Linked DNA regions of Homo sapiens: region 2 is linked to region 1. The links are chromatin loops, found by intact Hi-C in ENCODE. Cell type or tissue: GM12878. All regions are shown on one strand. Each heading gives the region's core, and the rest is flanking DNA. Links, peaks and the distances in the headings are about the cores only.

The links. Hi-C counts contacts between places; a loop is a spot of excess contacts. Peaks named below come from ENCODE experiments on the same cell type or tissue, not always from the same donor. Only the 100,000 strongest peaks of a DNase experiment are listed, where the experiment ranks them.
Region 2: it touches region 1 in a loop (2.2-fold over the local background); 3 of 110 quality-filtered maps call a loop at or near these places.

The regions. Positions count from the first base shown.
Region 1 is chr14:95,656,462-95,668,882 of GRCh38, reverse strand. It overlaps LOC124903372, which reads right to left and starts at 4,070. Exons shown (of 2, transcript XM_047432042.1): 1 at 3,807-4,070; 2 at 1-757. The coding sequence starts at 3,860. The coding sequence ends at 386. TCL6 (T cell leukemia/lymphoma 6) reads right to left here. Exons shown (of 8, transcript NR_028288.2): 4 at 6,219-6,403. RefSeq lists enhancers at 1,523-2,169, 2,816-3,463, 5,533-5,612. In GM12878, for the core only: no CTCF peak of the experiment used is centred there; DNase peaks (open chromatin) are centred at 4,192, 5,312, 5,992, 6,832 and 1 weaker place; H3K4me3 peaks cover 1,051 bases; H3K27ac peaks cover 4,349 bases; H3K27me3 peaks cover 185 bases.
Region 2 is chr14:95,721,360-95,733,482 of GRCh38, reverse strand. The region is part of intron 2 of LOC107984703 (a long non-coding RNA gene); the gene reads right to left. Among named protein-coding and RNA genes, the nearest start is that of TCL1A, 13 kb to the right of the region's middle. RefSeq lists enhancers at 3,514-3,593, 3,654-3,803, 7,066-7,135, 7,156-7,255. In GM12878, for the core only: a CTCF peak has its summit at 7,254; a DNase peak (open chromatin) is centred at 7,322; H3K27ac peaks cover 2,256 bases.

The sequences.
Region 1 (12,421 bases), core at 3,042-11,041:
AAAGAAGTCGAATTGAATCCATCAGAATTCCCCACTTGTTGATGCTGGAGTGAAGTGGAGACATTCCATTCCATGAGGCCCATTTTGTAGATGGGGAACTAAGGCTAGAAAACATGTCCCTTGAGCCTTGCTTTTAATGATGACAAAGAGACAGCGGTGTGTAGTACAAAAGGCCTTGAACCAGAGATGCAGAGATCTGGGCTTTACTTGTACCTCTGTCAGGGACGCCCTGGGTGACTGCAGACAAGCCACTTATTCTCTAAGTTTAGGAGAAAATCAGAAATTGCTGATTCATCACTCACTCAGCAAACATTTCTGGAGCCTCTTTGACGTGCCAGGCCTGGGGATAACTATTGAAATATGTGGGCTCCAAACTGTAGCCAGATCACATCACGGAAGTTGGGTTTGGCCCTGCGGCCACCTGTCCGCGTGGCTTTCGGTCACGTTTTCTCACTTGCTGTGTCTTCTTCACATATGTGTAAATGAGAGAAAAGAAGGGCCTGTTTTTCATGCTGCTGTGCAGTTTGAATAGTAACGTAGGATGTGCACAGAGCAGCCCTGGCCTGCAGAGGCTCTCAAGCTGTAGACAGCATTGGTCAATGGACTGCTGCAAAGAACCAGCAACAGGCAGGACATGCAGTAGATCAGGGTCTGGAAACACTTCGTCCGAGCCACACACCTCTGGAAACTTAGCAGGAAGGCTTAATTTGAAACATTTGTGATCATACTTCAGGATGTCACTTGTAATTCCCGTGATCTGCAAAAAGGTGAACGTTCACACTCACATTTAATAGCTTCATTCTAACATCTCGGGTACCCCATAAATACATCACTCTGCACCCACAAAAATTAAAAATAAAAAAATTTTAAGTTGTTTTATGATATAAAAATAGCTTGAATCTAACCAAACTATAGACAAAATCATGAGTTTGATATTCTGGTAACTTTTTGGAAATACATAAATGCATATTAATCATTGCAATTCTCTATCTTTGCAGCAGTTATAGCCTATCGGGGAAAAATTCAGAAAAATAGAAAAGCATTATAGATGGGATGGAATCATTAACAAGAGGTAGATTATGAAAATTTCCAAATGAGGGGCATGAGTAGTAGGGGTGACCTGGGCTTCCAAAGGTGCCTCTGGCCACAGAGTGAGGCAGGAGATTCCAGGTGAGCCCAGACAGGAGCAAGGAGGGGGTTGGGCTTGTGACCAGAGCTCGAGTCTGGGAAGGGCCTCCACTGGCCACCCTGAGCACAATGAAGGTGTGGTACAATACCCAGCAGGGGCCTCACCACGTGCAGACATGGGCCCTCACCCCCTCCTGAGCTTAGAGCCCCCAGGGAGGCAGGCAGGAAGTGGTGTTTGCAGACAGCTTTCAGCAGAGTGCCCAGCAGGTGCCCTTTGTGCAGATGGTACAGTTCCCAGGAGCTCTCTCTCAGTGCCCTGCCCTCCAGCCCCACCCCTGGTTCCAGGGAGGGCCACACTAGGGCAGGATCCAGCAGGACAGCAAGAAGCCAGCTCCCTGCCTGCCTGACTACAAGGTGCCTTTTGGCTCTCAGACAGTGCAGTAGTGGAGCAGTGGAGCTGCAGCCAGCCAGAACCCGGTTCAAATTTCAACTCTGCCTCTTACTAGCCGGCTGACCTGGGCACTTTCTTCCTTTTCTGGCCTCTGTCTCCTTTTCTGTAAAACTGAACATGAATATCTGTCTTGTTGGACATTGCATCCACCCGATGTTTACTGGGCATCAGTTAGGAGTTAGGCATTGTTCCTGCTGTGAGATCCCACTGATGCCTGGGGTGACGGATCATCATACTCAACAGAGCTTTCATTTATCAAGTGCTTCTTCTATACCAGACCCGGGATGAAATGCTTTACAGCTAATATCTCGTTTAATCGTCACCAAAAGCCAAGCAGAGGTCGAATCATCCCATTTAACAGTTCAGAAAAAGAAGTCTCATGAGGTGAAACAAGCTGCCCAAAGAGTTTCAGCTTAGCACAGCACAGCTGGGATGGAACCAAGGCCTGTGGGACACCAGCCTGCTTCCCAGCACCTCCCAAGGGGTCCACACCTGGGACATTCTGGGGAAATGCCTGGGATTAGCCAAGGTCCTTGATCCCCTTCCCACACTGCATTGCACACAGGACGGGGCACATTGAGTGTCCATAACCAGTCAGGAGTGACTGGTGGAGGCTTGAACAGCGTGACCAAGCATTCCACCTCACATCAGGGGTCCTGCCCCTAAATCTCAGCGGGACCGCAGCCAAGTGGCTCCCTGACTGGGCCTGGGCAATGAAGAGATGACAGTTGATAAAGATCTTTGGAGAGTTCTCAGAGCACTGATCAAACATAGAGTCACCATTTGGATCAGAGGGAGCTCGTGTTGCTGGCCTTGGATGCTGGCCTGCCACTCTCTAGCTTTGTGACCTTGGGTAAGTGACTTAACCTCTCTGAGCCTCAATCCAACTCAGTTTTCCTGTCTGTATTCCAGGGATAGTAGTAATGCCTTCCTGACAGAGCTCAGAGGTTAAAGGAGATGATGGAGGCAAAGTGCCAGAGCATGGTGCCAGGCCCCAAAGGGTGCAATGATGTGATGGGATCATAAGAAGAGCGGGTATGGTGGCAGCCCCATTTCCCTGCATCCTCCTGGCTCCAAGCATGGGAGGCAACACCCAGTAAACCTGTGGAATTGAGTTGAATCTACCAACCCCAGATAAGAACCCATGTGCAGTGTCATGAAACCACTTGCAGTTATAGGGTAAAGACCTCAGAGGAAAAAAATATGCTTTGTTGGCCGGGCGCAGTGGCTCACGCCTGTAATCCCAGCACTTTGGGAGGCCGAGGTGGGCAGATCACGAGGTAGGAGATCGAGACCATCCTGGCTAACACGATGAAACCCCGTCTCCACTAAAAATGAAAAAAAAAAAAAAAATTAGCCGGGTGTAGTGGCAGGCGCCTGTAGCCCCAGCTACTCGGGAGCCTGAGGCAGGAGAATGGCGTGAACCGGGGAGGCGGAGCTTGCAGTGAGCTGAGATCACGCCACTGCACTCCAGCCTGGGGGACACAGTGAGACTCCGTCTCAAAAAAAAAAAAAAGCTTTGTCCACAGTCCAGGGTGGGAGGCCAGTAGGGGGCTTTACTGAGCAGGGCAGAATCTGTTTTCTTTCCCTCCATATTAGAGTCAAGACCATGTAGGGAGCTCCAAATGCCACGCCTTTCCCCAGCTGGTGGCTGCTGTTATGCTGAACCCCTATCTACTCCAATGGGGATGGCAGCAGGTTTGAGAGGCTGAAGAAAGGACCCAGGGCTGCTGAAGGAGACATGGAGTTTTACTGGGGCTTACATGCAGGGGAGAGCATCTAGCAGTGGTGGGCTGGGCAGGAGAGCCACACAACTTACAAAAAGCTTGCAGCATATATAGCATCTTCACTTAGCACCCTCCCCCAACAGTGTCCACCTGGCAACATTTACCTAACCCAAAACAAAGGGCCTTGATCCCCTGTACTGTCCGTGTTGCACAGGACGGGACAGGAGCTCAGATGTTCCTCATAGATAAGGAATAGGAATGAATCTCCAGGTTGGCCACTCCCAGATTCCTTAGCTCAGAACTCCAAACCACATTCACCTGCACCTGCCATAAGGGTCATTCTCAGGGGATGCTTAAGTTATTGCTATCAGGTGCGTTCACTGTAAGCGGCTTTTGGGGAAATCACCTGCTGGGTCTGGAGGAGCAGGGCTATCATAGGAGAAGGTCCCCCAGGTTCAGAAGAGCCTGGTAATCTCAAGCATATCACCTCCAGGCCTCACCTTCCCCATGCATCCATCCAGGGGCCTCTTCCTCTGTGTCACTCTGGGCTCCATCCTCTTGGTGCATTTGGAGTCAGACGAGACCTGGGTTCAAATCCTTGGCTGGAGGGATGCAAGATGCACGTGGAAGGAGAACCAATTCATCCTGTCCAGGCTCTTCTAGAGCAGCTGGTCTCCTGCCGACCTGTCTAGCTGACCCTAGCACCAGAGCAAGCTCAGCCAAGGTGGGCCAAGCCAGGCCCCGGTTGGCAGAAACACTCAACTGACTTGACACATGTGGGCAACAATAAGTGCTTGCTACATTTCGGTGTGGCTTGTCATGGAGCAATAGCTCACTGGTGTAACCAAGAGGCAGCAGAGCTGTGCGTGCGGTAAACAAACAGCAGTCCAGCTGCCAAGGAACATTTCATATACGAAGGCAGGAAGCCGTGACAGCACCTGCAGTTTACCAGCAGGGTAGTTATGAGGCCTGGTGCTGTGGGGGTCCTTCTACCACGAGAGAAGCCAGCCTGGGGACAGAGGACAGAGGAGACCCTATTCCCCACTTGTCCCCTCGTGTGCTCCCACATGGCACAGATATTTGATGCTCAGAGCTGTGCCAGGCATCTTACAAAGGTGAAGGAAAGGAAAACTGTATAAATGGGGATGCCAGCTCAGTGCCCTGATCTGATGAACCAGTGCTGGAAGCTTCTGTTCAGGGATAAAAATAAGCCCTTCTTATTTCAGCTACATTGGCAGGCTTTCTGTTGCCTGCTGCTGAAACTCCTATCTGATGCACAGTGGCTGCCTGGTCCCCACAACTCCCTGATTTCTGCAAGACCAGGCCAGACACCAAGAACCTCCCATTCTGTCTCCATGCCAGAGGTCTGTGCCTAGTTGGTGCACTTCTGAATGCAATTAAAAAGCTTGTTTGAGGCCAGGTGCGGTGGCTCGTGCCTGTAATCCCAGCACTTTGGGAGGCCGAAGCAGGTGGATCACTTGGTCAGGAGTTCAAGACCAGCCTGGCCAACATGGTGAAACCTCGTCTCTACTAAAAATACAAAAATTAGCCTGGCATGGTGGTGGGCACCTGTAATCCCAGCTACTTGGGAGGCTGAGGCAGAAGAATCACTTGAACCCGGGAGGTGAAGGCTGCAGTGAGCCGAGATCGCGCCACTGCATTCCAGCCTGAGTGACAGAGCAAGACTCAGTCTCAAAAAAAAAAAAAAAAATGTGTTTGGTGCTCAGCCCAAATGTGGGACAGTCTGTTTCTATTTTATTTTCTCTCAATTGATTCCTTGTGAAAAGTTCTTAACCTGCTCTTTTAAAATACTCTGTGTCACCTCTCCCAAACAGCACAATCCAACAAGGTGCTGACACTGTTCCAAATTGCTGTCCACTTAAGATTAAAGTCCAAAAAGAAAGGGAGAAAATAAATCACAAGACATGAAACTGGCCTCACCACTGCTGTCCCCTCTTTGGCTCCACACACACTCTCAGACTTTCTGTTTCTGATTGCAGGTGTGTAGCTGGAAGGTGAACTGAGATAGCATGAAAACAGGTGGCATGGGCTGCAGAAAGAGCACTGGGGCAGGAAACCTGGATCCTGCGCTGCTCGGATGCACTTGGCTGTGTGACCTTGGACTTGGCCATCCACTCTCTGGGCTTCGGTTTTCTCCTGTGTTCAGGGAATTCTCACTAAGTCCTCTTCCCATTCTGCTCCTCTGTGAGTTGAGTGAGGATCTTTCTCTTTAATTTCAGCCTCCATCTTGTAAACCAAGAAGTATCTGAGACAGGTCTCAATCGATTTAGAGATTTGTTGTGCCAAGGTTAAGGACATGTCTGGAAGTAAAAAGACACGAAATCACAGAAACAGTCGCTAGTCTGTGCCTTTCTCCAAAGATGATTTTGAGGGCTTTGATATTTAAAGTGGAAAAGTAGGCTGGAGAGGAGAAAGGCAGTGTATGGTCACATGACTGAATCCACATGTTGCAAAGGAAACGGAGTAGGTAGGGGATAGTCAATTACGTATTTGTCTCATGCTCAATAAATCAGCAGTTTACGTAAGATAAGGTGAACATACAGTAGCTACCTGTGGAGCTATTTAACCTTTTATCTGTAGCTATCTACTTAGGAGCAAAAGGAAAGTCAGCTTCTTGCATGACTCAGCTTTTGGCTTTTTTTTTTTTTTTTTTTTTTTGCCTTTTTGGCATAGTGAACTGGGTTCTGAAGTTTTAGTTTTCCTTTCAGAACCTGCAGCTGCAGCTGTGTCCCATGAGTGTGGTAAGGCTTAGGGTGTTTTTGGAGATGAGCAGACCCAAGTTTTAATTCCAACTATGATGCCCAAATGCTAAGTTAATGTTGGACAAGTATTTAACCAATCTGATCTTCAGTTTGTCATCTGTGAATGCGGAACAATAATAATAATAATACCTTCTTTTGATAATTAGAGATAATGCATATGAGATATAAGCACAGAGCAGATGTTCCATGGCTGGTAAATATTCTCCCTCTTCCTCTTTGTGTGGTTGTCTGCTTGCTGTGTGTCTATGGAAGTCAGATGAGCATTTGCCCAGAGGTTGGTAGATGGAGCCCACAAGCTCATAAGAATAAAATAACTAGAATGGAAACAGAAAATTAGATGTTCCATATGTTGTAACTCATTTTTGGCTGGAAATTATAGAGACCTTGGTTGGGAGTGTCATTAGATACTTGGAAAGGATGGGCGATGATTAGCACAGGTGGCTGGAGATGAACTCCCTGAACCGGCCCTGACATCTTGTTAGAGAGAGAAAAGCTCACATAGGTGTGAGCCTAGAATTTCAGTTAATATGCATTTATTCTGTATCTTGTCATCACAAAGTTGAGTTTCGCAGTCTGCTAAGAAGAGCAAAGAACTTCCCAATAATATTGAAAGGTAATAGTCCTAAGGACCTTGAAAAGCTACATTTGTTAAGGAGTTTACTGTAGAATAGCATGCTTGTTCAGTAAAAGTGAAAAACCACCTTTGTCACAGGTGGTTGATTTCACCGGACAGCGCTGGCGATCATTAACCCACCATGACCTCCCACATTCGCCTTCAGTCACCTCCACCTGTTTTTGCCGGATGCAAAGTATCTGTTTGATGCCAGATAAGTATTTGTTTTGCAAATAAGAATAATGTGGCCGGACGCGGTGGCTTACGCCTGTAATCCCAACGCTTTGGGAGGCCAAGGCAGATCACCTGAGGTCAACAGTTCGAGACCAGCCTGGCCTACATGGCAAAACCCTGTCTCTACTAAAAATACAAAAAAGTTAGCTGGAGATGGTGGTGCACACCTGTAATCCCAGCCACTTGGGAGGCTGAGACAGGAGAATCGCTTGAACCCAGGAGGCAGAAGTTGCAGTGAACCGAAATGGTGCTACTGCACTCCAGCCTGGGTGACAGAGTGAGACCACATCTAAAAAAAAAAAAAAAAAAAAAAAAGTTTAAGTTCTAGATCTACAGATGATCCTGGATCGCCCACATAGGCCCTAAATGTCATCACAAATGTCCTTATAAGAGGGACAGAGGGACATCTGACTGCAGAAAAGGAAAGGCAACGTGAAGACGAAAGCAGAGGGAGATCTGAGGATGCTACACTACTGGCTTGGAAGAGAAGCAAGGGGGACGAAGGGCCAAGGAATGCAGCTCTCCAAGCTAGAAAAGTTCAGGAAGCAGATTCTCCCCTAAAGCCTCAGGAGAGAGCACAGCCCTACCTTGGTTTCAGCCCAGTGAAACTCGTTCTGCACCTTTGACCTCCAGAACTACCAGACAATGTTTGAAGGCACTCAGTTTGTGGGATTTGTTACAGCAGCCCTAGGAAGCTGACATCCCTGTTAAGGCTCAGCGTTGTTCCCAGACAGGGGACTGAGAGCAGGATCCATCCAGCGCTGCTCAGATCTTGCTGTTACCTTCAGGAGGTCCCAGGGAAGAGTTTGGAAAAGGGGAGGCTTTGGGTGTGGAATAGTTAAGTGACTTGTCATACAACCACACCAGAGGACGCTGTGTGGGTGTTAAAAATGACATCCCACAGAGCTTGGATGATGCAGGGAAATGCTTAGGATATAATGCCAAACAAAAAGAACAAGGAGGGAGTATACGTAGTAGAATTGGGCTGTGCTAAAAAGGGGGGCAAGTCCGGTCTGAGAGCAAACAAAACAAAATATTGCAAAATGTACCCAAGGGCTATCTCTGGCTGGGGGGACTCTGGCGACGGCTGTTTACATTGTACTCTTCTGTGTAGGGTCTCCTTTAGGAGGGCTCAGGGCTGCAGAGCAGCAGCCGCTAAGTGAGCAAGTTATAGCCAGAAGATTTTCAAATGTCAGCAGATTGGGAGCTCTGAGATAACATCGGAGACCTCCCAGCTGCTGCTGGAACCCTCAGGGTTGGACCATGGGAGGGGAGGAGGGGGAAGGAGAGAGTGTTGGAAGAACTAAGGAGGCAAGTTACAGACAATAATCTGCCAGCAGACAGGTTTTCTAACCCACCTTGCCTGTGGCTGCGGCACTGTTCTCTTTTTGCTGAGGGAAGTGGGGGATACGAGATGTTCGCCTTTCCCATTATCTAGGTCTCTGAATTATTGGGAAACACACATCTAGGCAAACAGCAGGCTCATTTTAGCGAGCACTATTTCACACTGCTGCCAGCTGGGGCTGGATGGGGCTGGCAGGCATGGCAGCCTCCCTGTCTCCAGACCTGGGCTGAGACTATGCCACTGATCCCAGGCTGGAAGGTGACTTCTATCTCCAAAAGAGCTGATCCTAGTTATCTTGTTCTCCACGTGGTTTGGACATGAAGAAGCCCAGGACTGGAGGAAGAGAGAGCAGTGCCGGCAGATCACTGGGTGAAGCTGTGTCTATCCGGTGCCACCGTGACTAATAAATTGGCAGGGTCCTGTGTCCAGAGGAACCCTGGGCTGCCTAGTGGAGATAGCTGTCAGGACGGACCCTTCTAAACCAGGAGCATGGGTCTTGGCTGCTGGGTGAGGAGTGCATCTGCCAGCTCCAGACAGCAGGATCAGAGTGAGGAAGGGTCTTCTCCAAGCTCTGTGCTAATGGGAATCAGGCTGAGAAGGGACTTCCAACCTAGCAGAGCTCAGCTGGAGGCCTGGAGCAGCAGAACTGTCTTTTGGCACTAAAAATTAATAACGTGGAAAGCTGAGAAAGAACGAGGCTGTGAGCCTGCCCACCAGGCAGCCTGGGCAGAAGTCAAAGAATTCTATTTTTATCAAGAAGTGCCACGTTCTATTACACTACTCTAAAAGAGATGCTCATTTGTAACATGGCAAGGAAGTCTCGGTCAGGGGTAGCTCTGAAAGGAAAGGTCTGAGTTGTAGGGTGTGTGTGTGCATATGTGTATGTGCATATGTGTGTGTACATCTGTGTGCATGTGTATGCATACACATATATAAAATATAAATATATATAAAAATATATTTAAATATTTAAATATATTTAAATATATATAAATATGTAAATGTATATATATATAAATATATATGCATGCATGTGTACATGTGTGAGCACCTACAGGGGCTGTTCAGAGAAGCCAGAAAATGTGACTGCAGAGATTTTTAACACCTGCAGCCTGGCTGGACTGGAGGCACGTGCCTTCTGGTCGCTTCCCCTAGGCCAGATAAACAACCCAAGCATCACACCCAGGACCCTGCATATTCACTGCAAACTCCAGAGTCACTGGCCTCCCGTCCAAGTCTGCCCCTCCTGCTCTGGGTCCCACTTAGCCCTGCACAAACTGAGGCACATCTGAGATGCTGGTTTCCCCTCGCCCTGCATTCAAAGTGGGGCCAAATCCTCTCAACCCATTCCTCACCTCCCTCTTTTGACCCACCATCAAAATAGATAGAACACACCACCATCTACCACACTCTTCTCATTTGTTCCCTTTCCTCACCATGCACGGGCTACCTGAACCCCACACCTGAGCCCCATACCTAAGCATCCTCCTTCCTTCCTCCTGGTCTTGTACTTCCAAATCTCAGCAGCCACCATGGCTTTCCAGCTCTGCCCACTGATGCCCCCAAACAGGGCAGACTCTGGACAAATGTGGTAGAATAACTTCCTGCCTCTATCTCCTCCCTACCTCCTCAACTCTATGAAAATGATAGTAAGGGAATGAACTAAATAAAAGCTGTTGACCCACAGGGATGGAGAGAACAGGAGCTCAGGCAATGGCAGACAGGATCAAAGCACCCAACACTTGGGAGCAGCCTCAGAAGAGTTGAGGACAGTGTATGGTAAAGGTGAAGGGGGTGTGGGAAAGTGGAGGGGCAGGGTGGGCATCAAGAACAGAGACTCTCCAATAAATCCTGGGTTTGCAATCATCAGGCACCAAGAAGAACTGGCACTGAAAGCATGAGGTTGACTGAAAGTCAGTATACTGGCTGGGCACCGTGGCTCACGCCTGCAATCCCAACACTTTGGGAGGCTGAGGCAGGAGGATCACATGAGCCCAGGAGTTCAAGACCAACCTGGTCAACATAGGAGACCCCATCTCTACAAAAAATAAATTAGCTGGGCATGGTGGTGTATGCCTGTGGTCCCAGCCACTTAGGAGGCTGAGGCAGGTAGATTGCTTGAGCCTAGGAGTTCGAGGCTGCACTGAGCTGTTATCATGACTCTACGCTCCAACTTGGGCAACAGAATGAGACCCTGCCTCTACAAAAGAAAGTCAGTATACAGTTACCAGCTAGCACCCCAATCCATTTCCCTCACCTGCTCAAGCAGACCACACCCCTCCCCCCACCTCTCTCAGGAGACCCCAAATGATTGTGTGGTGAAACCACACACCACACCTCAACACCTTATGTCCAGTCTTGAGGACACAAAGCACCGGCAAGGAAAGGGTGGGTTCCCAGCTGAAAGTGGGGGCTGTGTTTAAGGGAAACATTACATTGTGAACTGTGGGGGCCTCTGCTCCCTTCCCTCCTGGCAAGTCCACAGCTCTTGCAATCCCTTAGGATGGAAATGGAAAGGTTCATTTCTGGAGAAACTGAAGGTGCCAAAAGGAGACACTCTGCCCGCTGATATCTGGGGATCCCCAACAAGAAGTTGGGCTCATCATCTTTGCTAGTCAGGGTTCTCCAGAAAAACAGAACCAGTAAGATAGATAGATGACAGATGGATGGCTGGACTGGTTGATAGACTGATAGGTAGATAGACAGAAGACATAGACTGATGGATATAGATTTGTTATAAAGAATTGGCTCATGTAATTGTGGAGGCCAAGAAGTCCCATGATCTGCCGTCTTTAAGCTGGAGACTCAGGAGAGCCGATGGTGTAAGTCCCAGTCCACAGAGAAGAGAAGACCAACGTTCCAGCTCAAGTGTTCAGGCCAAGAGAGAAATTCTCCTGCCTTTCTGTTCTATTCAAGCCTTCAAGGGTATGGTGCCCGCCCACATTGAGGAGGGCAGCTTGCTTTATTCAGTCCATCCATTCAAATGCTAATCTCATCAGGAAACACCCTCTTAGGCACACCCAGAAATAATGTTTAACCAAATAACTGGACACCCCAAGACCCTGTCAAATTGACACATAAAATTAATTATCACACCATCCAATTACTCTCCAAAAAAGCACTCTAGGTGACAATCCCACCCACATACAGTTTTAAAAGTTCCTAAGAATCTGCTCTGATCTTAAAAAGAAACAATGGTTCAGGAGAGATTGAGGAAGAAAGTCAGAAACAAACAAATTGGGGAAAGTAAAAAAGAAAAAAGTATCTGCAGAAAATTAAAACAAGGGAGAAAATACAACCTTCAAAAATTAGATATAATATGCTCAGAAAGAAAACAGGAGAGCCCACACATCAAACAACAATGGAACGCTTTTAAAAAAAGGGAACAAAAAAAAGCTCTTAGATATTTTTAAGGCATAAGCAGAATGAAAAATTCTTCAACCAAGAGCTGAGGAAAGTAGAATGAAAAGACAAAAAGATAGAAAATAAGAAGAAAGAGATAAGATAATTAGAGGATCAAGGCAGTCTGGCATCTTACTCCAATGTGTTCCAAAATAAATAAATAAAAGGTGCAGGTGCAACAGCACAACTCCAGAGGACGCCATTCATAGAATATGGGGTGAACAGTGCCCTGGAGTCGGATGCTGCAGAGGCCCTGATCAGAGGGAGAGAAATCAGGCAATCAATGCTACAGATATTTTTGCAAAGCCAAAGGACACGCGTTTCCAAGTTGAAAGGGCCAGTGAATACCCAGCACAGTGGGTAAAAGAGACTCACAGTAGAGCACATCACTGTCAATGACAATCAGAGGCTGAATGCGGTGGCTCATGCCTGTAATCTCAGCACTTCAAGAGGCTGAGGCTTGAGAATCCTCAGTGAGAAGTTGGGCTCACCTTCTGTATTAGTCAGGGTTCTCCAGAAAAACAGAAACAATAAAATAGATAGATGGATGGATAGATGGATGGATGGATGGATGGATGGATGGATGGATGGATGGATAGATTGATAGGTAGAGAGACAGACACAAGACATATACAGATGGATATACATTTATTATAAAGGATTGGCTCATGCAATTGTGGAAGCCAAGAAGTCCTATAATCTAGAAAGATTGCTTGAGGCCAGGAATTTGAGACCAGC
Region 2 (12,123 bases), core at 4,124-12,123, 64 kb before region 1:
GATACAGTAACTGAGTATCATCAATGACTCAATTTGCTGAAGGTCACATGGCTTTTTGTGCATGACAGAGCCCAAGGCCAATGCTGGAATGTCTGATTCCAAGGTCTATATTCCTTATGCTACAGCAGACAGGGTGACTGATAATGTACCTGAGTAAATTTCTCTTTCCTCAGCACTGAACTAGGGAAACAGAAGGTGCTTAGTTGTTTTTTGTACAAGGGTAAAAACCTTTCAAACTCATCGCTTACTTTGTCATTCTCTGTCTTCCATGAGAGCAACATGTGCATGCCAAGTTGCCAAGTTCCTCCTTTAAAGAGAATAACTCTGGACAAAGCGCTTGGGGCTTTAATTTTGCTGCTCTCTCATGTTGCAGACTGAATTTTGTCTGAAAACTATCTTTTCTGCTCCCAAAGGCTTTCACCTTGTGTTACAGACACAGAGCACTGGGCACTTTGTTGGGAGTGGGGACTGGTCAGGTAAATGGATGCACAGAGGGAGAAAGAGGTTATTCAAGGCAGGGAGGAAAGGGAGTTGGGAGGCAAGAAACAAGGAATAGAATCCTCCTCTGACCACTTTCTGTACCAAGAGCTGGTCTGAAATTTTGGGAGGTGGGTGGTTTTTAGGAGCTCAGGTGCACAGAACTGAGTTCCTCATGGTCACTTCCTGGAACATTAGCACATTTTTGTCAGAGGCATTTGAACAAGAGAGACTCCATCTTGAATAGGGGCTGGGTAAAATAAGGCTGAGACCTACTGGGCTGCATTCTCAGGAGGTTATGCATTCTTAGTCACAGGATGAGATAGGAGGTTGGCATAAGATATAGGTCATAAAGACCTGGCTGATAAAACAGGTTGTGATAAAGAAGCCAGCCCCAACCCACCAAAACCAAGATGGTGATGAAAGTGACCTTTGATTGTCTTATTTGTTCATTATGTACTAATTATAATGTATTAGCATGCTAAAAGACACTCCCACCAGTGCCATGACAGTTTGCAAATGGCATGGCAACATCAGGAAGTCACCCTATATGGTCTAAAAGGGGGAGGAACACTCATTTCCAAGAATTGCCCACCCCTTGTTTAGCATATAATCAAGAAATATATATCCTTAGTCCAGCAGCCCAAGCTGCTGCTCTGCCTATGGAATAGCCATCTTTTATTCTTTTACTTTCTTAATAAAGTTGTTTTCACCTTACAGTATGGACTCACCCTGAATTCTTTCTTGCGTGAGATCCAAGAACCCTCTCTTGGGGTCCAGATTGGGACCCCTTTCTGGTAACAGTTTCAGGCAAGATGCCCCTTTGGTATCTCATTATTTCTCTCCATTATTCTGTCGATGTTATGGAGCATCCAATCTAGTGCTTATGCGTCCTCCCAATTTCCCTTCTAATATTTGTTTGGATGTATAACTTTTTAAAAAATAATTTGAGGGGTGTGGTTTTAAAAATTACATGAATGGGATTTTTTCAACAAATCTGATTCCGTTTTTCACTTGCTTCCTTTGACAGGTGCTTTTGCAGTCTATCCAGGTGGCTCCACATAAATACAGTTTGCTCCTTGTAACTACTGTAGTATCCTCTTCCCTCATAGGGATATACCACATTTTACTTATCCATGCCTACAGGTGCAGATTGCTTACTTTCTGCTCTCTTTGTGACATTCATTCATTTCCTGATTCACAAACATCTGTTGAGTGCTTTTATCCTTCAGGCAATAATCTAGATATTGGGGCTAAATTATACTAAATTGAACACCCTTATAGCAACTATTACTCTGGGGGATTACATCTTTGAGTGGGATTGCTGGGTCAAAGGAGGTACACATACTTAATCTCAGAATCCTGCCAGATGGATCTCCAGAAAGGCTGTATCCGTTACCCTCCTACCACCTATGCCTGCAGGTTTTTCTTCTTTGCAGACTCCCCAGAATTCAGTATTAGATGACTTCCTATTGTTTTTCAATGTGATGGGTGTGATTTGGTATTATGTTGCTTTAATTTGCATTTCTTTGACTAGTGTTATGATTAAACACCTCTTTTCAAGCAATGGGGTTTCTCCATCTGAATTTTCTGTATAGACTTTGCGATTTCCTTTAGACTTTTTGTCTTTATATTGCTGATATAAAAAAGCTCTTGGAATGCTCTAGATGTTAATTCCTCATAGGTTTTAGATACTGCAAATACATTTCCCTGTCCTGGTACCTGCCTGTCATTTTTGCTGATCGTTTTCTTCCCATTTTTTTTTTCCTGTATGCTTTCTTTTTTTTTCTTGTATCTTTCTTTTTTTTTTTTTTTTTTTGAGATGGAGTTTCACACTTGTCCCCCAGGCAGGAGTGCAGTGGCACCATCTCGGCTCACTGCAACCTCCGCCTCCCGGGTTCAAGTGATTCTCCTGCCTCAGCCTCTCAAGTAGCTGGGATTACAGGCACCCGCCACCATGCCCGGCAATTTTTTTTTTTTTTTTTTTTTTTTTGTATTTTTAGTAGAGACGGGATTTCGCCATGTTGAGCAAGCTGGTCTCAAACTCCTGACCTCAGGTGATCTGCCCGCATCAGCCTCCCAAAGTGCTGGGATTACAGGCATGAGCCACCGTGCCCAGTGTCCTGTATGCTTTCTAATTTGAGGGTTTGTTAAGGAGATTCTTCTGCACTCCTGAGTCACAAACATATATATTGTTTTGCCTCTCATGTGTGCCTCTTTAATCCATTTAGAGTTTTTGTTTTGGGGTTTTGTTTTGTTTTTAAAACACTGTGAAGGATAGGAACCTAGCTTTCTCCATATAGTAAGGCAGTTTCCAAAATACTATTTATTAAAAGGCTCATGCTTTCCTCATTAGATGATACCTTGATCTTACATGTAATCTTCATAAATACTGGGTTCACTCCTCTATTCGTTTGATTTATTTGTCTGTTGTTGGAAAAATCATGCCTCATTTTATCATTATAGCTATTAGAATATTTTTAAATGCATAAGGAACACCCTCTTTGCTCTAACTTTGCTGCTAGAAGAACTCTATTCTTCCATAAAAATTTAGAATATGTCAAGTTTTTATTGTGATTGAAATCACACTGAATTTGTCGACCACTTTGGGGGAAAACTGACATCTTTACAATACCGAGTCATCACATCCATCCAGGTGAAGCAATCTCATTGCCCAAGGCATGACTCCAAGTTCTTTGTTTCACAACCAAGAAAAGCAAGGAGCGAGAACACCAAGGGTGAGGTTGGAGCAAAAGTTTAATAAGCGAAAGAAGAAAGTGTAAGAGTTAAAGAAAGAAGAAAGAAACAGGAAATGTGGCTGGCGGTTAAAGACAGGTTTTCTTTAGATAAAACCTGAAAGGGGCTCCTGGCTGATTTTGGTGAGAAGCACTTTCTCTTACAGACTGTAGGGTAAAGAGAGATCACACTGTTATTGTGTCTATGTAGAAAAGGAAGACATAAGAAATTCCATTTTTATCTGTACCCTGAACAATTGTCTTGCCTTGAGATGCTGTTAATCTGTAACTTTAGCCCCAGCCCTGTGCTCACAGAAACATGTGTTATATGGAATCAAGGTTTAAGGGATCTAGGGCTGTGCAGGATGTGCCTTGTTAACAATATGTTTACAAGTAGTATGCTTGGTAAAAGTCATCGCCATTCTCCAGTCTCGACTAACCAGGGGCACAATGCACAGCGGAAAGCTGCAGGGACCTCTGCCCAGGAAAGCCGGGTACTGTCCAAGGTTTCTCCCAACTGAGACAGCCTGAGATATGGCCTCGTGGGAAGGGAAAGACCTGACCATCCCCCAGCCCGACACCTGTAAAGGGTCTGTGCTGAGGAGGATTAGTAAAAGAGGAAGGCCTCTTGCAGTTGAGGTAAGAGGAAGGCCTCCATATCCTGCATGCCCCTGGGAATGGAATGACTCAGTGTAAAACCTGATCGTACATTCTTTCTATTCTGAGAGGAGAAAACCACCCTGTGGCTGGAGGTGGGGTATGCTGGCGGCAATGATGCTCTGTTACTCTTTGCTACACTGAGATGTTTGGGTGGAAAGAAGCATAAATCTGGCCTATGTGCACATCCAGGCATAGTACCTTCCCTTGAACTTATTTGTGACACAGATTCCTTTGCTCACGTTTTCTTGCTGGCCTTCTCCCCACTATCACCCTGTTCTCCTGCCGGTGCGAGTCTCTGAGTTCCCTCAGTATTTATTGATTACCATTCTACTATCTCAGCAAGGGGAATGCGGCATCTTTTAATAGGTGTTATGGTCTGACTGCTTGTCTTCTCAAAATTCATATTGTTAAAACCTAATCACCAATATAACAATATGAGGAGGTGGGGAATCTGGGAAGTGAGTCTTCTGCTACTTTGTTAGAGTTTTTTTTTACATATTCTGGATCTGAGCACTTTGTCAGTTCTGTACGTTGCAAATATTTTCTCCTCCTCTGTGGAATTTTACTTTCTTTAATGAAAAGAAGTTCTTAATCTCAGGAAATCCAATTCACCAATGTTATTAGGGAAGAATTTAAGGTAGAGTTTAGTGGCTCCTTGTGCTACCCTCCGCCCCACTCTGGGTGGCCCAATGAGCTTCTGCCATTTCCCAATATAAGGTTTCTTTCTGGACAGCAATTCATTCATTCAAGTATTTCTTAAGCATCTCCTGTGTGACAGGCTCTCTCCTGGCTGTGTAGGATTCAATGAAACAAAACAAAAGCTTTGCCCTTATAGAGCTTACATTCCAACAGGGAGTTAGAAAAGCATAAGTCTGAAATCTTCAATGTGAGTAATGAAATAAATCATCAAGACTGCTGAGTGGGCTGAGCTGGGATTAGACATGATGAATGTATAAGATCAGAAAGATGCTATGACCTTCTCCAGCGGCACTCAGAAGCCTGAGAAGAGATAAAGCAGGCAATAGAGGGTTGGAAATTAAAATGAGGAAAAAAAACAGCAACTCTTTGGCTTGATTTTCAAGCAATATATTCTAATCTCCAGAGGTTATTGCCACAACTGTTCTGCTCAATTTTAACACAATATAGCAATGCCCAGACTAATCCAGTGGTCAGCTTTTTGGCTCAAACAGAAACTAGGAAATGAAAAAGATTTTAGTGAGGTCACTAAGCTTTAGGAAAAATGGGTGTTGTCCAGGCTTTGCCATCCCTAGCCTCTCACTCAGATAAGATCATGTAAAATTAGACAACAGATTAGGAGAATGAAGATGCACAGACACTATCAGAAAGTGATGCTAACAGGAAGAGAAGAGAAAGTAGATGAGCACCTTGCAAGGCAAATGGAGCTAAGAAATACAGGAGTCGGGGGAGCACGGACTTTAACTCTTAAGGGGTGAGCAGCCTGATCAGGGGATGCATTCAGGCTCCTTGTGAACATTTCCAAATCATTACATGGTGCGATAACTTGACATGATAGAGCCCAGAAAAGAAGATTTATTTATATTTAGTCTACTACCTTTATGAACTCAAGGATAGATGTGATGTTGTCCTCTAGAGGGAGAATTCTCTGCCCCACCCCCTACTGCCAATGATATTTTTAAGTTGTCATAAATGGAGAAAAACTTCAGTTATCATGAATATAAACCACACGATCAGTAGTTCTTAACTTTTAGAGTCTTAGACCCTCTCCCTAGAAAAAGAAGTCATGTATTTACATATAAAGAAAATTTTGCATACAATTACAGGACTCTGATGCCTAGCTTTGAACTTCAAGCTGCAATCTCTGACTTATATGTAATACTCTCATTTATTAGTGATACAAAAAAAATAAATACTGTTACTATTTTTGTTCCACTTTGCCAAAGTTAGTGAATCTTCCATGATACCCTCTCAGTTATATTTCTTAATAACAATGAGCTTAAAACCCATGTTTATAAATACAGTGTAATCCTGGTTAATCTTCCCCAGCTCCACTTCGTTGCTGAGTAATTTATGCAGGGCTATATTTATTCACCTGTTCAGTGCACCACGCTGTGGCCTCACCCACCTGGAGACACCCTGGCCTGATCTCAGCTTCCTCCCATCCTCAGGCCTGTGGACCCAGGCCACAGCAAGCCTCCTGCCCAGGTGCACCTGACTGCTGAATGCCTGCTTCCCACCTCTACCCAAATTCCCCTACAGTTTTCCTAATTCCAATTTATTTATTAAATGTAAGAATAATGTCCTCCTTTATGGAGAGGTACTGTGACATCATCTCTGCCCAGAGTGTACTTGAACAGCAGCGCTGATTGTCCAGGAGAGTTTCCAGGACTCGACAGTCACTGAAAAGCTCTCCGTGCAGCTTTTAGGCGATTTAATGTCTACATATTACAGCTCATGTCTCTGCTCTTATGGGAGCCTCTCAGGCTCTGCTCAGAGCCCATCTGTTTGTACAACACACAGAATACTAAGAAATTCATGAGTTTTTTGTTGACAAAGATTAAAAGCAAAATGTATAAGCAAAATGCAGAATGCTGGCATATATGGGGATATGAGTAACCTACATTGTGTGTGTTTGTGTGTGTGTGTGTGTGTGTGTGTGTGTGCATGCATGTATGTCATTTTTGAAATCCAGGGCACATTTCACATGTTCAATAGCCACATATGGACAATGGTCACATATTGGATGGCACATCTTTAGAAAGTTAATCACACGAAGGCCTTATATATAAGGGCTCTTAGAGGAATTACTCCATCAAGAAGTGAATCTAGGAAGGAAAAATAGATATAAGAAGTAAATGTAGAGTGATGTCACCTAAGATAGTGGAGTAAAAGAAAACAGCCTTCACTCCCAAACAGCAAAACAAATATTGACAGGTATCCACAAACCAAAATAGCCTTGGGAGGGCTCAAAAGCCCATTCCCCAGCACTTTGGGAGGCCAAGGCGGGCGGATCATGAGGTCAAGAGATCAAGATCATCCTGGTCAACATGGTGAAACCCCATCTCTACTAAAAATACAAAAATTAGCTGGGCATGGTGGTGTGTGCCTATAGTCCCAGCTACTCAGGAAGCTGAGGCAGGAGAATCACTGAACTCAGGAGGCGGAGTTTGCAGTGAGCCGAGATCACACCACCGCACTCCAGCCTGGGGGATAAAGCGAGACTCTATCTCAAAAAAAAAAAAAAAACAGAGAATACCTGCACAGAAAAGATTGCTTGTGAGACTGGCAGAACAGAGATGCCAGAAAATGGTTAGAAACAAAGAAGAAAGGCAGAGGCTACTGGCATCAGCCATATGGTAGAAGCCATCCTGTCCCCAACAGCCTGTTTCTCAGGGTGTAACACCATCTTCTGCCTTGAGGTTGAACAACAGCCATTTTCACTGGTGAATCTGAGAGAGAAAAAAACCCTTGGGTAGGGTTTTCCCCGCCCAAGAAACAGCTGTTGTGTGGCTTCAAGACTACAGCCACCACCCTCCCTTGGGTATGACCCTGACACACGAGCCACAGCTGCCCCACGAGTGAACACACTCCAGACACCAGGCTCTGTGGCTGCACTACACCCACCCGTGTGTCAGACACCAGAGACATAGCCATAGAACAAGCTTACACCCCAGAGCCCAGAATCAAGGTCTCTCTGCACATGTACATGCCTATACTTCAGGCATCTGCTCAGCTGCCACAGAGAACTAGGCCCTGCCCTAACCCCGGAGCCACTGTAACTCTGACTATGTCTGTGCTCCCATTCTTGGCTGACACTTCACAAGCACTCACATCTCATATATTGTTACCAATGCAGCAGTAGGGGTGCCTTCTCCCAGGCACCAGCAGACCCCAGAGCCATAGTCCCTCCACACATGCCCAAGCTTCAGATCTCAGCTCTATGGCTACTCCAGGGTACCATTCATCAATACTAATGCCACTGCCAATGCAAATCGGCCCACAAGCTGGACCCAGTACCAAAAGGGAACTCCTGTCCACAACTTACCCAGTTGGAGAAAAAGAAGTTGAGAAGATCTTAGCAGCTATTACCAGTGAAACCCAACAATCTTCACCACCACTGCAGACATCCACACTGTTGGCCACTTGCAATCTTCAGCAACATCAACACCTGAGCTGACAGAGCTGCACAGAGACACTGTCTGACAACAGTGGCACCCTCACTGGTGTCAGAACTGCTACACAGCATCCAGGAAGTGCCTTCACACCTCCAAGTAGAAGAAGGTCTTTCCACATTGAAACTAGCCCATAAAGTCTGGAAGGGATTGATCTTAACAAATGTGCAGAATTCAACATAAGGCAACAAGAAACATGAAAAGCCAAGAATACATATCGCCATGTATTAGTCCATTTGCATTGCTATAAAGGAATACATGAGGCTGGGTAGCTTATATAACAAAAAGAGGCTTATTTTGGCTTATGGTTCTTCAGACTGTACAAGAAGCATGGCACCAGCACCTGTTTCTGGTGAGGCCTCAGGAAGCTATTCCACATGGCAGAAAGCAAAGGGGGAGCAGATATATTACTTGGCAATAGGGGGAGTAAGAGAAAGAGGGAGGTCTCATACTCTTTTAAACAACCAGGTCTCATATTAACTAATAGAGCAAGAACCCGCTCATTACCATAGGGTGGGCACCAAGTCATTCATGAGGGACCTGCCCCCATGATCTAAAACCTCTCTTCAGGCCTCACCTCCAACATTGTGAATTACATTGCAAAATAAGATTTGGAGGGGACAAATATCCAAAATATATTATTCCTCATTGGTCCCCCAAATCTCATCATGTCTTTCTCATATCGCAGAATACAATGATCCGTTTCCAGTAGTCTCCCAAAGTCTTAACTTGTTCCAAACATCAACTCGAAAGTCTCATCTGAGATTCAAGGCAAATTCCTTAGAGTTATGAGGCTGTGTGATCAAAAATAAATTATTCACTTCCAAGATACAATGATAATACAAGCACTGGGTAAACAGTCCCTTTTCAAAAGGGAGAAATCTGCCAAAAGAAAGGAACAACAGGTACCATGCAAGTCCAAAACCCAACAGGGCAGACATTAAACCTTAAAGCTCCAAAATAATCTCCCTTGACTCCATGTTCCACATCCTGAGCACACTGGTGCAAGGGGTAGGCCCTCCAAGCCCCGGGCAGCTCCATCCCCATGGCTTTGTTGGGTGCAGGCCATGTGGCTCTGCTTTCATGGGTTGGAGTAGAATGTCTGCAGCTTTTCCAGGCTGAGTGCATATTGCTGGTGGCTCTACCATTATGGGGTCTGGAGGGTGTTAGCTCAGTTTGCACAGTTCTACTAGGTAGTCCCCTAGAGGAGACTCTGTATGGGGGCTCCAATCCCACATTTCTCCTCATCATTGCCTTAGTAGAGGCTCTCTGTAGGGGCTCTGCCCTTGTGACAGGTTTCTACCTGGGCACTCAGGATTCCCCATACATCTGAAATCTAGGTGGAAGCTGCCAAGTCTCCATAACTCTTGCATTATGCACACCTGCAGATCCAATACCATGTGGAAGCCCCAAGGCTTATGGCTTGCACTCTTTGGAGTGGTGACCCAAGCTGTACCTGGGGCTGTTTGAGCCAAGGCTGGAGCCTGTGCTGCAAGTATGTGGGGAGTAGCATTGCAAGGTAAGACAGCACAGGGCAATTGTGCCCTGGGCCTGACCCCTAAAACCCGTCTGTCCTTTTAGGCCTCTGGCTTGTGATGGGAGGGGTGACCTGGAAGATTCCTGTAATGCCTTTTCCCCATTTTACTGAATATTAGCACTTGGCTCCCTTTTAGTCATGCTAATCTCTCTAGAAGAGTTTGCTCCCCAGCCTGCATGGATCCTTCTCCTTTGGATTCCTCTCCTGAAGATGCTCTTTCCTTCTCTACCACATGAACAGGCTGAGGATTTTTGCTCCCATATCTTACTGTAGGTTGTTAGAAGTAGCCATGCCACTTCTGGAATGCTTTGCTGCTTAGAAACTTTTTCCGCCAGATATCCTAGGTCATCACTCTTAAGTTTAGTTGTCCATAAAGTCCTAGGACACGGATAAAATGCAGTTAAGTTCTTTGCTAGGGAGTAACAAGGGTGAATTTTGCTCCAGCCCCCAGTAAGTTTTTCATTTCCATCTGAGACCTTGTCAGCCTAGCCTTTACTGTCCATATTTCTATCTGCATTTTGGTCACAACCACTTAACCAGTCTCTAATAAGTTCCAAAGTTTCCCTTATTTTCCTGTCTTCTTCTGAGCCCTCCAAACTCCTTCAATCTCTGCCTGTTACCCAGTTCCAAAGACACTTTCACATTTTCAGGTATCTTTATAGCAATACCTCACTACTCAGTACTAATTTTTCTGTATTAGTCCATTTTGCATTGTTATAAAGGAATGCCTGAGGCTAGGTAATTTATAAAGAAAAGAAGTTTATTTTGGTTTATGGTTCTGTAGACTGTACAAGAAGCATGACACCAGTATCTGCTTCTGGTGAGGCCTCAGGAAGCTATTACTCATGGTAGAAGGTAAAGGGCCATGTCACATGGTGAGAGGAAGCAAGAGATTGGGGGGAGGTCCCGGACTCTTTACCAACCAGATATCACATGAACTAATAGAGCAAGAACTTACTCATTACTGTGGGAAGGCTGCCAAGCCATTCATGAGTGATCTCTCCCTGTGATCCAAATACCTCCAGGTCCCACCTTGAGTATTGGAGATTACATTTTAACATAAGATTTAGAGGAGACAAATATCCAAAGTATGCCACACCACAAAACAAACAAAAAACCAATAATCTCCCAGTAGCTGACCCAAAAGAAATGGAGATATATAAACTGCCTGACAAAGAATTCAAAATAATTGCTATAAGGAAGCTCAGAGAATTTCAATAAAAATACAAAAAAACAATTCAATTAAATCAGAGAAACATAAATGAACAAAATAGATCAAAATCATATACAAAAATAAACAGAGATTGAAATCATATGCAAAAATGAAAATTCTGGAGCTGAAGAATTTGGTGAATGTAATGTGAAGTGCAACAGAGAGCATCAACAGCAGAATTAATAAAGCAAAAGAAGAAACTGTGAATTCAAAGACAGGTTATATGAAAGTATACAGTCAGAGGAGAAAAAAGAAAAAACTTTAACAATGAAGAAAGCTTAAAGAATTTATGGGGCAGCATCAGGAGAACAAATATTTAAATTATGGATGACCAAGAAGCAGAAGAGAAGAACAAAAAAAAAACCAGAAAGCTTATCTAAAAAAATAAAAGCTTCCTGGTGCATAAGGGGCACCAAAGAAAATAAATAAACAAATAAATAAAAGTTAGAAACTTCCCAAATCTGGGGAAAGATATAAATATTGAGGTATAGGGAGGTCAAAAGTCTCCAATCAAATTCAATCCAAATAAGACTGCACCAAGCCATATTACAATCAAACTGTCAAAAATCAAAGACTAAGAGAGGATCCTGAAAGCAGCAAGAAAAAAGAAGCATATCACATAAAAGAGGGCTCTAACAAGGCTGGCAGTGGATTTCTCAGAAGAAACCTTACAGGCCAGGAGAGAGTGGGATGATATAGTCAACATGCTTCAGGGAAAAAAAAACCCTGCAAACCAATAATGCTTTACCTGACAAAGCTGTCCTTTAGGAAATGATAAAGACTTCCCAGAAAAGAAAAGCTGAGGGAGTTTGTCACCACTGGACATACCTTACAAGAAATGCTAAAGGGAATTCTTTAACCTGAAAGAAAAGGATGCTAACAAGTAACAGGAAAACATATAAAAGTATAAAATTCACTGGTAAAAGTAAGTACAGAGTCAAATTCACAATACCCTAATACTGAAATGGTAGTGTGTAAATCACTTATATCTTTAGTATGAAGGTTAAGGCTAGGCATGGAGGCTCACGCCTGTAATCGGCACTTTGGGAGGCCAAGGTGGGCGGATCACCTAAGGTCAGGAGTTTGAGACCAGCCTGGCCAACCTGGTGAAACCCCATCTCTACTAAAAATACAAAAATTAGCCGCGTGTGGTGGCACATGCTTGTATTCCCAGCTACTCAGGAGGCTGAGGCAGGAATCGCTTGAACCCAGGAGGTGAAGGTTGCAGTGAGCCGAGATCATGCCATTGCACTCCAGCCTGGGTGACAAGAGTGAAACTCCATCTCAAAAAAAAGGGGGGGCGGTTAAAAGACCAAACTATTAAAAAGAATAACAACTACAATGATTTGT